Regions from separate parts of the Homo sapiens genome. Here regions 2, 3 and 4 are each linked to region 1. Evidence: chromatin loops called from intact Hi-C (ENCODE). Cell type or tissue: Calu3. All regions are shown on one strand. Region 1 overlaps LOC105375168 (a long non-coding RNA gene). Region 2 overlaps LRRC72 (leucine rich repeat containing 72). Region 3 overlaps BZW2 (basic leucine zipper and W2 domains 2). Region 4 overlaps CRPPA (CDP-L-ribitol pyrophosphorylase A).

Evidence for each region. Hi-C counts contacts between places; a loop is a spot of excess contacts. Peaks named below come from ENCODE experiments on the same cell type or tissue, not always from the same donor. Only the 100,000 strongest peaks of a DNase experiment are listed, where the experiment ranks them.
Region 2: it touches region 1 in a loop (7-fold over the local background); 72 of 110 quality-filtered maps call a loop at or near these places.
Region 3: it touches region 1 in a loop (2.7-fold over the local background); 3 of 110 quality-filtered maps call a loop at or near these places.
Region 4: a loop joins it to region 1, with 3 times the contacts of the local background. A loop is called at or near these places in 28 of 110 quality-filtered maps.

The regions. Positions count from the first base shown.
Region 1 is chr7:16,431,346-16,433,845 of GRCh38, forward strand. The region is part of intron 2 of LOC105375168 (a long non-coding RNA gene); the gene reads left to right. Among named protein-coding and RNA genes, the nearest start is that of CRPPA, 11 kb to the left of the region's middle. In Calu3, no CTCF peak of the experiment used is centred here; a DNase peak (open chromatin) is centred at 976.
Region 2 is chr7:16,563,833-16,566,332 of GRCh38, forward strand. LRRC72 (leucine rich repeat containing 72) reads left to right here. Exons shown (of 9, transcript NM_001195280.2): 6 at 2,481-2,500. Among named protein-coding and RNA genes, the nearest start is that of LRRC72, 38 kb to the left of the region's middle. In Calu3, a CTCF peak has its summit at 1,262 (motif pointing left); a DNase peak (open chromatin) is centred at 1,319.
Region 3 is chr7:16,678,097-16,680,596 of GRCh38, forward strand. The region is part of intron 3 of BZW2 (basic leucine zipper and W2 domains 2); the gene reads left to right. Among named protein-coding and RNA genes, the nearest start is that of BZW2, 33 kb to the left of the region's middle. In Calu3, no CTCF peak of the experiment used is centred here; a DNase peak (open chromatin) is centred at 1,005.
Region 4 is chr7:16,113,486-16,115,985 of GRCh38, forward strand. The region is part of intron 9 of CRPPA (CDP-L-ribitol pyrophosphorylase A); the gene reads right to left. Among named protein-coding and RNA genes, the nearest start is that of CRPPA-AS1, 96 kb to the right of the region's middle. In Calu3, a CTCF peak has its summit at 1,319; a DNase peak (open chromatin) is centred at 1,356.

The DNA.
Region 1 (2,500 bases):
TCACATGGGGTTGGCTAAGGTAGTTCAAATGAAGCTAAAGGAGGATCCAAAATGGACTCCTTTATAGGTTGGGGTCCTTGGTGTTGGATATTGCCTGGGGCACCTTAGTTCTCTTCCACATGGTATTTTTCTCCAGCAGGATAGCCTGATCTTCTTTATATAGTGAATGGTTTCTTTAAAAAACAAACAAACAGATTCTGCCAACGCCTCTTAAATTTCATGCCCCAAACTAGCACAGTGTCAAATCTGTGTCATTCTGTTGGTCAAAGGAAGTCACAAGTCCAGACAGAATTCAAGAAGAGGGAAAGTAGCTGCACATCATGATGAAAGGAATTTTTACAGAAAATGAAGGAATTATTAATGGCCATCTTTGCAGACAATCTTCAACAGGCATTGAGGTGGTTAATTTTATGTGTCAACTTCACTAAGCACAGGATGCTCAGATAGCTGGGTGAGCATTATTTCTGGGTGTGTCTGTGAGGGTGTTTCCAGAAGAGATTAGCATTTGAATTTGTAAGCTGAGTAAAGCAGATAGTCCTCTCCAATATCGTGGGCATCATCTAATGTGTGGAGGGCTTGAATAGAACAAAAAAGTGGAAGAAGGTTGAATTGCCTCTCTGTTTGACAGCTTAAGTTTTACATTAATCTTCTCCTAACATAGGTCCTCCTGATTCTCAGGCCTTCAGACACAGACTGGAATCTAAAGCATTGGCTCTCGGGCTATCCACCCTTCAGACTACAGGACCAGCTTTCCTGGGTCTCCAGTTTGCAATCAACCTACCCTGGGACTTTTCAGCCTCCATAATTGCCTGAGCCAATACTTTATAATAAATATATATCTTCTTATTGGTGCAGTTTCTCTAGAGAACCCTGACTAACATAGGCACCAAACATCCATTTTAATAATCCACTTGTCTTTAGATCACAGCAATATCTACTCAAGAGGTACAGACTCCATTGATTTCTGGCCACAGGAGGGCAGAAGAGTCAATAGGTTATTATTTGGCCTTCCAGGAGAGGGAGATGTCAAAGAAATTCAGAGTGATCTGTATGGCTGTATCTGCTCTTTGGGATCATTTATTTCTACAGGCTGTTCACTTTTAAGGTACCAATAGCTGTCAAAAACCCTCCTTTGCCATCATAAAATCCCAAAACTAGGGTTGAAATATTGGCAAAGAGAGTATATGTTTAAGAAATTGTTTCTGATACGGATGACCCTGCTTTTATATATCCCAAGTGATATACAAAGAACTGATTTTCAAGATGTGACAACATTTAGGTCTCACTTATAAGTGAAGCTCTCCTTAGGACCATACTGTATGGATTAACACTTTATTATTAGAAGGAGAAATGGTAGCAGTGAGAAATTCTTCATATTTGTAATTTTTTCCATTTTTAATTTCAACCACACATATTAAATGTAACTTTAATCAGAGTTAAAACCATGTCACATGATGATCTTAATTTACAAGTCAACAAAACTACAAATATGAAGAAATATTTGCAATAACAGATTAAAAGCAATTAATTTCTTTGAAAGTCAATGAAAAAAATTTTTTTTTCTTTTTTGGAGATGGAATCTCACTCTGTTGCCCAGGCTGGAGTGCAGTGGTGCGATCTCAGCTCACTGCAACCTCCACCTCCCGGGTTCAAGCGATTCTCCTGCCTCAGCCTCCTGAGTAGCTGGGATTACAGGCACACACCACAATGCCTGACTAATTTTTTGTATTTGTAGTAGAGACGGGGTTTCACCGTGTTAGCCAGGATGGTCTCCATCTCCTGACCTCGTGATCCACCCACCTCAGCCTCCTAAAGTGCTGGGATTACGGGCATGAGCTACCACACCCAGCCCCAATGAACAATAGAAGGTGATTTTTATTACCTCAAAGCTGAAAGTTATAAGCTCTGAGTATTATAATTTTTTGTGGCCATCTACTTTAAGAGAGAGAAATGTCTACAAAATGATATGAGCTTTTTTTCCTCTACCTACAGTTGTATACTGAGCAAAGCAGGAATTTCTGAACATTAAAACTACGCTATGTTGGAAAGGGAGCCAAAAAGCTCGATATCTACTAGAGATGTACAAACTTTCTTTAACAGAAGTCACCTGCTTATCAGTTTTTGATAAATAACCCACTGGCAGTAACAATAGGAGAAAAACAATGTATTTTGCCTAATGTTCTATCATGTGGACATGGTGTCCCACTTCAACGACTTGTTTATCTGAGTTAGACCTCTCATTTGAAATCATGGGTGCCATATTTGAACTGTTAATTGCTTCTTCATATCTTGGGACTGGAACTGGATTAAGAGTCCTATCTTATAGGAGACTTCTCCCTGCTTACAAATCCTCTGAAGAGCATAAGTAAATGTGTCGGCCAGAAATAATGGAAGAAACCATCAACAAATGGGGGGAAATCAGATAGAGTCATGGTGTCACTTTCACTTTTGCCATTGCCTGCTGTATTCCAGCTTCTGATTCCACTGCAAATGGAAGCAA
Region 2 (2,500 bases), 130 kb after region 1:
TTCAGTTTTCTGATTTCGTGTCATTCAGTTTTTACTTTAGGATGAGATGAATGGTCAACCACAAGTCCATAGAGTTTTTAGTATCAATATGTTGCTAATAAGTAATGTAACAGTAGTAAATCCAAGTTTGGTGTTTTATTCAGCTGAAGCTAGTTTTTAAATTTCCATATAGAAGTTACTTAACCAAGGATTAGCAGAAAAACCCAAGAAATGAAATGAAATGGATAGTAATGTCCTCAGAGGGGAAAGAGAAGACGAAGGGTACACCTAGAGAAAACGTCATTGAAAGATGTTGGTATATTTTCCATTAACGTCATATGTAAAGGCAGACTCTACTTCCAGATGCTATAATGTATAACAGGGTTATGAGGTGTCAGATGTGATTCCCCAAGACAGTAACCACAAAGCAGACTTCTGTACTAAAGCATCTGTGACTTTTTCTTCCTTCTGAGTTCTCATTAGAAACAATTGTGTTTTGCTTTTATATCCTTGAAGAGGGTCCTTTTCTTTACTTTCTCTGGCTCGAACTACAATTCATGATCCCAATGGCTCTTTTATTAGTGGTTTAATATACATCTGTTCTATTCCCTGTCCTGCAGTTATAATTATTTGTTACCACTTTAAAATCCTTCTCTTTCAAGAATAAAATTCAGACCATTTTCTGTCATTTAAGAAATCTTGAAAAAAAAAAAGTTTTATTTTTCTTCTCATTTTCTCCATTACTTACATATTTCCTTTCTTTTAAATTTCTTTGTGGCTCCTGGCTCTACATTTTCCTGTATGCCTTTCCTCACTCCTGTAACTTTTGTTTATTATGTACCAGGTGTCTTCCATTGCCTGCTTTATGTCCCTCTAAAGCTCGCGTTTTCCACAGGGAATAGCTATATATAACGCTTTTATTAGCCAGAAAAAGTTGTGTTTATACAACAAATATCAGAATGCTTTATTACTACAGAGAAAACATCCAGATGATTGATTTTTTTTTTTTAGTTTTTATCTAGCTTGTTATCTTTTAAGCATGCACCTACCCCAATCTTCTTTATGTTACAAACTGCTCTTTAGAAATATTAATCAGTTTTTTCCGAGTTTCTAATGCTTACTATTTTCATGCCTTTATCAAACCTGTATTTTATGAATAGTCTACAACAGTACTCTTAAATTTCACATGTACATTAAGTGAGCTTCATTTTATTGAGTGAAGGAGTTGTGCGGTAGCTGGAGCTCTTTCTACTACTGCCATCTAGTGGTTCTCCTTATTAGGTGTATTTTCAGAAGAATTTCCTAGAAATTGCATGTAGGTAGGTGGAATCCGAATAACTAAAGATTACTGGCCAGGTGCGGTGGCTGATGCCTGTATTTTGGGAGGCCAAGGTGGGCGGATCACGAGGTCAGCAGTTCGAGACCAGCCTTGCCAACATGGCGAAACTCCGTCTCTACTAAAAATACAAAAATTAGCCAAGCGTGGTGGCAGGCGCCTGTAATCCCAGCTACTCAGGAGGCTGAATCAGGACAATTGCTTGAACCCGGGAGGCAGAGGTTGCAGTGAGCAAGATCATGCCATTGCGCTCCAGCCTGGCAACAAGAACAAGACTCTGTCAAAAAAAAAAAAAAATGCCCAACTGAAAATCATTAAAGTTTTATTTCACATTGTATTGAAAAAATATGTTTATTATCATCTAGGATGAATAGGGAAAATATCTTTTTTTAAAAATAAAGCCCTCACAACTTCTAGTTGAGGATGTTTAAAAACATAACTATGTGCTGATTCCCAAGGGATATGATGTCAAAAGTGCCAGGGCTGCTTCTGCATCCACATGCCCCCTTCTTCCAACCACTGCATTAGGAAGTGCGGTTTATCACACATCCTAGCACCTGCACACCAGGATCTCAGAACTGCACGTGCCTGGCCAGAGGTAGACAAGATGCAAGAGCCACTTCTGCTCAGCTCTGGTCCTGCTGAGATCTGAAGCTACTATTGACACATTCTGAACTATGAGCAATGGTGTGGAGGAAGTAAGTTCTATTAGAGCCGGGTGTTGTGTCTCTGCCTATCTTCACACATGCACCCTTGTGAACTTGGAGACTGAAAGAAGAGTACCAAGTGATATTTTAATAAAAAGTAGCCTCAAGACTCCAATAGAGCTGATATCTAGTTCTTCATTTACTAACTTATTTATGGACATGTTAAAAATTTCCCTCATTTGTTGCAGACTTGGGTCAATGATTTGATCATAGCCCTTAGCACAGTTCCTAGTGGATAGTAAGCACTTGGTAAATATTTGTTGAATGAATGAATTTAACAGATAGAAAAATTAACTGGTGCTCTAAGTAAAGGTTTAATGGGTCTATTGCTTGATATGGAGAAGAGCTTTACAAGTTCTTATGTTTTATACGAATCTCTTAATTTTTTGTATTTTATAAGTGATAAGTGAAACTGATTTTGAAATCTGACATTTTTATTTTGGATTCTTCATTTGCAGGTCTATACCAAAATCCTTTG
Region 3 (2,500 bases), 250 kb after region 1:
TTTTTTTTTTTTTTTTAATGCTGTCGCCCAGGCTGGAGTGTTGGCTCACTGCAACTTCCGCCTCCTGGAATCAGGCAATTATCTCGAGTAGCCGGGATTACAGGCGTGTGCCGGCACACCCAGCTAATTTTGTAATTTTAGTAGGGATGGGGTTTCCACCATGTTGGCTAGGCTGGTCTCGAACTCCTGACCTCAGGTGATCTGTCCCAAAGTGCTGGGATTACAAGCATGGGCCACCACGCCCGGCCCCATTGTTCTTAAAATAGCAGCTATCTTGGTCTTTCAATATTACCCTTCGTATAGTAAATACAATAAATGTATTAAGTTCACTTCTACCTTGAGAAAAACAGCAGTCACTCCAAAAACGTTAGAAATGGCAAACAATACTTTGTCCTAATATCAGCAAAAATTTTAATGCAAGATGTAGCAATATTATTAATATGTAATAAGTGTTTTCTTTCATTAAACAATGTAACTTTAAAAAACATACCTCTCAAAAGTCTGTAGTTTCAATATCAAACTTTTCAGTTTTATAATTTCTATCAAAAGCAATAGCAATAATTAGCCCAGAGTTTTTAGAAGATCATTATCTAAGTTTGTTCCATATCAGGGGAACCAGCCCCCAATATTTCAACGTGGGTTCTTTTCTGTTTTCCCTAAGTGTTGGCCGGTGTGAGAAATAGAGAAAGAGTACAAAAGTAAGAAATTTTACAGCTGGGTCTCGGGGGGTGACATCACGTGTCGGCCTGAGCTGCAAAACCAGCAAGTTTTTATTAGCGATTTCCAAAGGGGAGACAGTGTACGAATAGAGTGTGGGTCACAGAGATCACATGCTTCAAAGGCAATAAAATATCACAAGGCAGATGGGGGCAGAGCAAGATCACAAGGCCAGGGCGAAATTAGAATTACTGATGAAGGTCCATGTCCCGCTGGGCACACACTGTCATTGATAAATATCTTAACAGGAAACAGGGTTTGAGAGCAGACACAACTGGTCTGACTAGAATTTTGCCAGGCTGGAATTTCCCAATCCTAACAAGCCTGGGGGTGCTGCAGGAGACCAGGGTGTATTTCATCCCTTATCTTCAACTGCGTAAGTATTGATTGGGGAAGTGATAAATGTCCATGAAATCTTCACAATTTATGTTCAGAGATTGCAGTAAAGACAGGCTTAAGAAATTATAAAAGTATTAATTTGGGGAACTAACAAATGTCCATGAAATCTTCACAATTTATGTTCTTCTGCCGTGGCTTCAGCCGGTCCCTCCGTTCAGGTTCCCTGACTTCCCGCAACAGTTCCAGGTGGTTATATTCATTTAAAAGGGCTAATTAAATCTCATGCATAAATTAATTGAGTGAAAATAGACTCTTGAAGGGGCTGACTTCTCCAAAAACTAATTTACTTACTAAACTGTATGCTGAAGTCTGAAGCCCATAGAGGGGATGATAAGCTAAGGAAAGTATAACTTGATTGAATTCTCATTTGCCTATGCCTGCTAAGAAAGGTGGCTATGGGTGGCCCTTTTAATCCAGAGATCTGAAATCACAAGTTAAATCAAGGTGATTATACACTAATACTCAAACAAATAAAGGGAGTGGCTAATGAGTAGAGAGTGTTTGTCTTTTCAGCTTTGACTATTATTGTATCCTTGGTGCCTAGCACAGTAGCTGGTATAAGTATATACACTAGAAACATTTGTTGTGTATATGAAAGATATTAATCTAACTACCCAAACCTTCTACCTTAATTACAACGAAGTAAAATTAGAAAATAAAAATTCCTAATGTTCTCATTCTGCTCTTCTAATCAACTAATGCTTCTAATGGCTACCATTGAAACTTACAGGAGGACCCTTTGAATATGGAAAGTTATTGAAGAAAAAGGCATCTAATCTATTGAGTCCATGGGGAAAAAAAGATGAGAGAGAATAAAATAATTTCTTCTAGCCAACATAGCAGCTGGGCGATCAAATTCAAATAGCAAGCATCGGAGTCCATGCTATTCAACCAGTCATGGGTAACTGGGTTAGCAAAGGAGGGAGCAATTGTAATAGCTACCCAAGTAGAAGGCAAAAAGATTCTATGAGTCAGATCTGGTCAGTTCTGTAGTTGGTGATCTAGGTAGAGTATCTGCAAAATACTTGCAAAATGTTAGCAAGCCTGAAGAAAGAACTATGTCCTGGAGTGGGAAGTGTTTGGAGTTGCATTGAGAATATTTACTGAATATTACTGAATATTTACTGAAAAATTTACTGAATAAATGTTGTTCTTTGCTTCCATGATTAAGAATATACTTTGGAAAGAACCAGACTTATAGTGACAGGATGTAGTGAAGGCAAGGATGTGGAACAAAAATGAAGTACACTATGGTGGGAGTATGAATGAAACAACTAATTTGTATTATATTAGAAACATGAAGTATACAAGGCCAACTACAGTGGCTTACGTCTGTAATCCAAGCACTTTGGGATGCTGAGGCAGGAGGACCACTTGAGCCCAG
Region 4 (2,500 bases), 320 kb before region 1:
TAAAAAAATCACAAAAAGTAGATAAATTGTAAGGAAACTGAAATACTAAGTAGAGACAATCTTAAAGCAACTAGAAGGAATACATCAAAACAGACCAACAATTAGCCTGGCAGCGTCTCTCCCAAAAATAATGGTAGCAAGAACACAAGGACAGTATTTTTAAAGTGCTAAAATCAACAGCAAAAACTACACCCCCCTCAACAAAGCTATCAAACTAGAATGTTTACAACACTCCCCCCTCCACACACCAACATTATTTTTCAAGATTAGAAATAAAATACTGCCTCCTTCAAATAAAATATGAAAGTATATCCTTAAAATCCCTTCTTACACTAAAGTCTGTAACTCACATGGAAGGAAAATAATCTCTGAATCAAGGTCTAAAGAGCAGGAAGGCATGGAAAATTTAAAAATGATTTTAAAATAAGTACATAAATCTAAACACAGTAGTCTCTAGAAAATTATAAATAAGTAACATCTAAATATAAAGGATATTTAAAAGAACAAAATCAAAATACTGGGTAAGAACAGTAGCATAAAAGTTAGGAGGTAACTGATCAAACTTGAAATGCTCTAAGATTCATAAAAGTGTTGGGAAAGTAAAATACTGACTTCAGATTTTCAAATAAATGGGCAAAGAAAAATTTTAAGAGACTGCTTAATGTATAAAAATAGGATGTGAAACTTCTAACAAGCAGAGAGAAATTGGAGTAAAAACAAAGGGGATCTCAGGTGGCTAAAGCAAATGGAGACTCTGAATACTTTCTCCAAAAATAGTACTGAACGAGATCAAAGTAGACACGCACACATACACACACACACACACACACACCTTTGATACCATTTAAGACAAAAAAAAATCCCCAAACTTCAAAGTAACTGCAAGTTAAAGAAAATAAGAGAAAACCAGCAAATCTCAATAAGCAATTTCTCCTTCTCCTGTTCTGCCATAAATGTTTGTGTGGCAACTAAGGGCAAACTGAAAAAATATGAAAAGAAAGAAGGGAGCTACTGATGAGTATAAAGTTTATTTAAAATCACCACCAAAAACAGTAATTCTGACTTAAATGTGAAAATACTAAAACGTGTGAATAACCAGCAAGACTTCAAGGAAGGGACTTAAAATTATGCTTGATTTGGCAGACTTCTCCTGGGGAAAACACACACACACAACAAGGGAGAAGAAATATTTGGCAACAGAGTAATGAAGAGGAAAAGAAAAAAAATTAGGTTCCTGAAATATGAAAGACAACCAAACAACTGGAGGACACATAACTCCTTTCTCCACCATTAAATAAGATTAACTAAAGAAGCCAGATTCTGCTACAGTGACAGAAGAGAGCAGCATTGAATTAGGTATCGTGTAAACCCTAGTCAAATCCACAAGAAATTAATAAGAGAGAACTTAATAAATGTATAGTTATTACATAAAATAAAATTCAGTTACCTCAGTTAATGACTCCCCTGCTCTCCAAAAAATAATGAGGCAAAAGACTAAGGTAACACTCCAAACTGAATAGCCTTTGACTATCTGACTTTCAAAACTATGTTAATGTTTCACGCACTCCAAAAAAATAATTAGAATCAAGCAGGATGGGGTAGGGATACTCCAAAATCGATTAACAATATGAAATGAACCAAAATGTACTATAAATAAAGAACCAAACTGAAGAGGGTGGCCCTAACTAAATTTGGAAATTAGTATTTTGATTCAATATTCTAAGACAAAGAACTATATATAAAACTATCATACTCATTAGTACTATTGTTTTCTAAGAGATATGGGTTAGCAATTCTGAAAGTATACTATGTGTATGCTATGTTGAGTAAGATATATGTTAGAGAGATGGATTACATATAAGAAAAAGGAGAGCTAGAAAATTCTATGATGTTGGACTGAAAAATCGAGATATCAACAAATGGTTTCTTTTAGCTAGATTATAAATTACATACGAATACACTCAGTTACAAATGTAGAAATAGGTATAGAAGAGTGTTTCTGTGTCTAGAAATAGATATATTTCCTAGTCCTGTTCACTTTGAAAGGGCTTACAAATTGTGACATGCAAGGTGCAATGAGCACCCTTAGTGCTCAGGATCTTGGTTTCTAAATACCAATTTTTAAAAAAAGAAATTTAGGTTTCTTGGAGAAATTGCTCATTTCAAGCCTGAATGAAGAATAAGATGAGTCTGAAATATCCTTTGGTGCCAGAATGTAGGGACACCCTCAAAATCTGATGAGAACATTGTGAAGGACAACATAAGGCAACATGAAGGAGCTCCCATTCACCACATGTGGGAAAACTGGAGCAACAAAATCATGAGAGTATGGAACAGAATCCATAAAATAAGACTAATACTAATGAGTTCATTCAGATAGATTAGATAGATAGAAAGGGAAAAAGAGCAGAAAGACATAGATGGCACAAAAGGTAAAGATCTTTATTGGAAAATTCCAATTAATACATTTGGAAAGAATGATGGGAATAAAAAACCACTA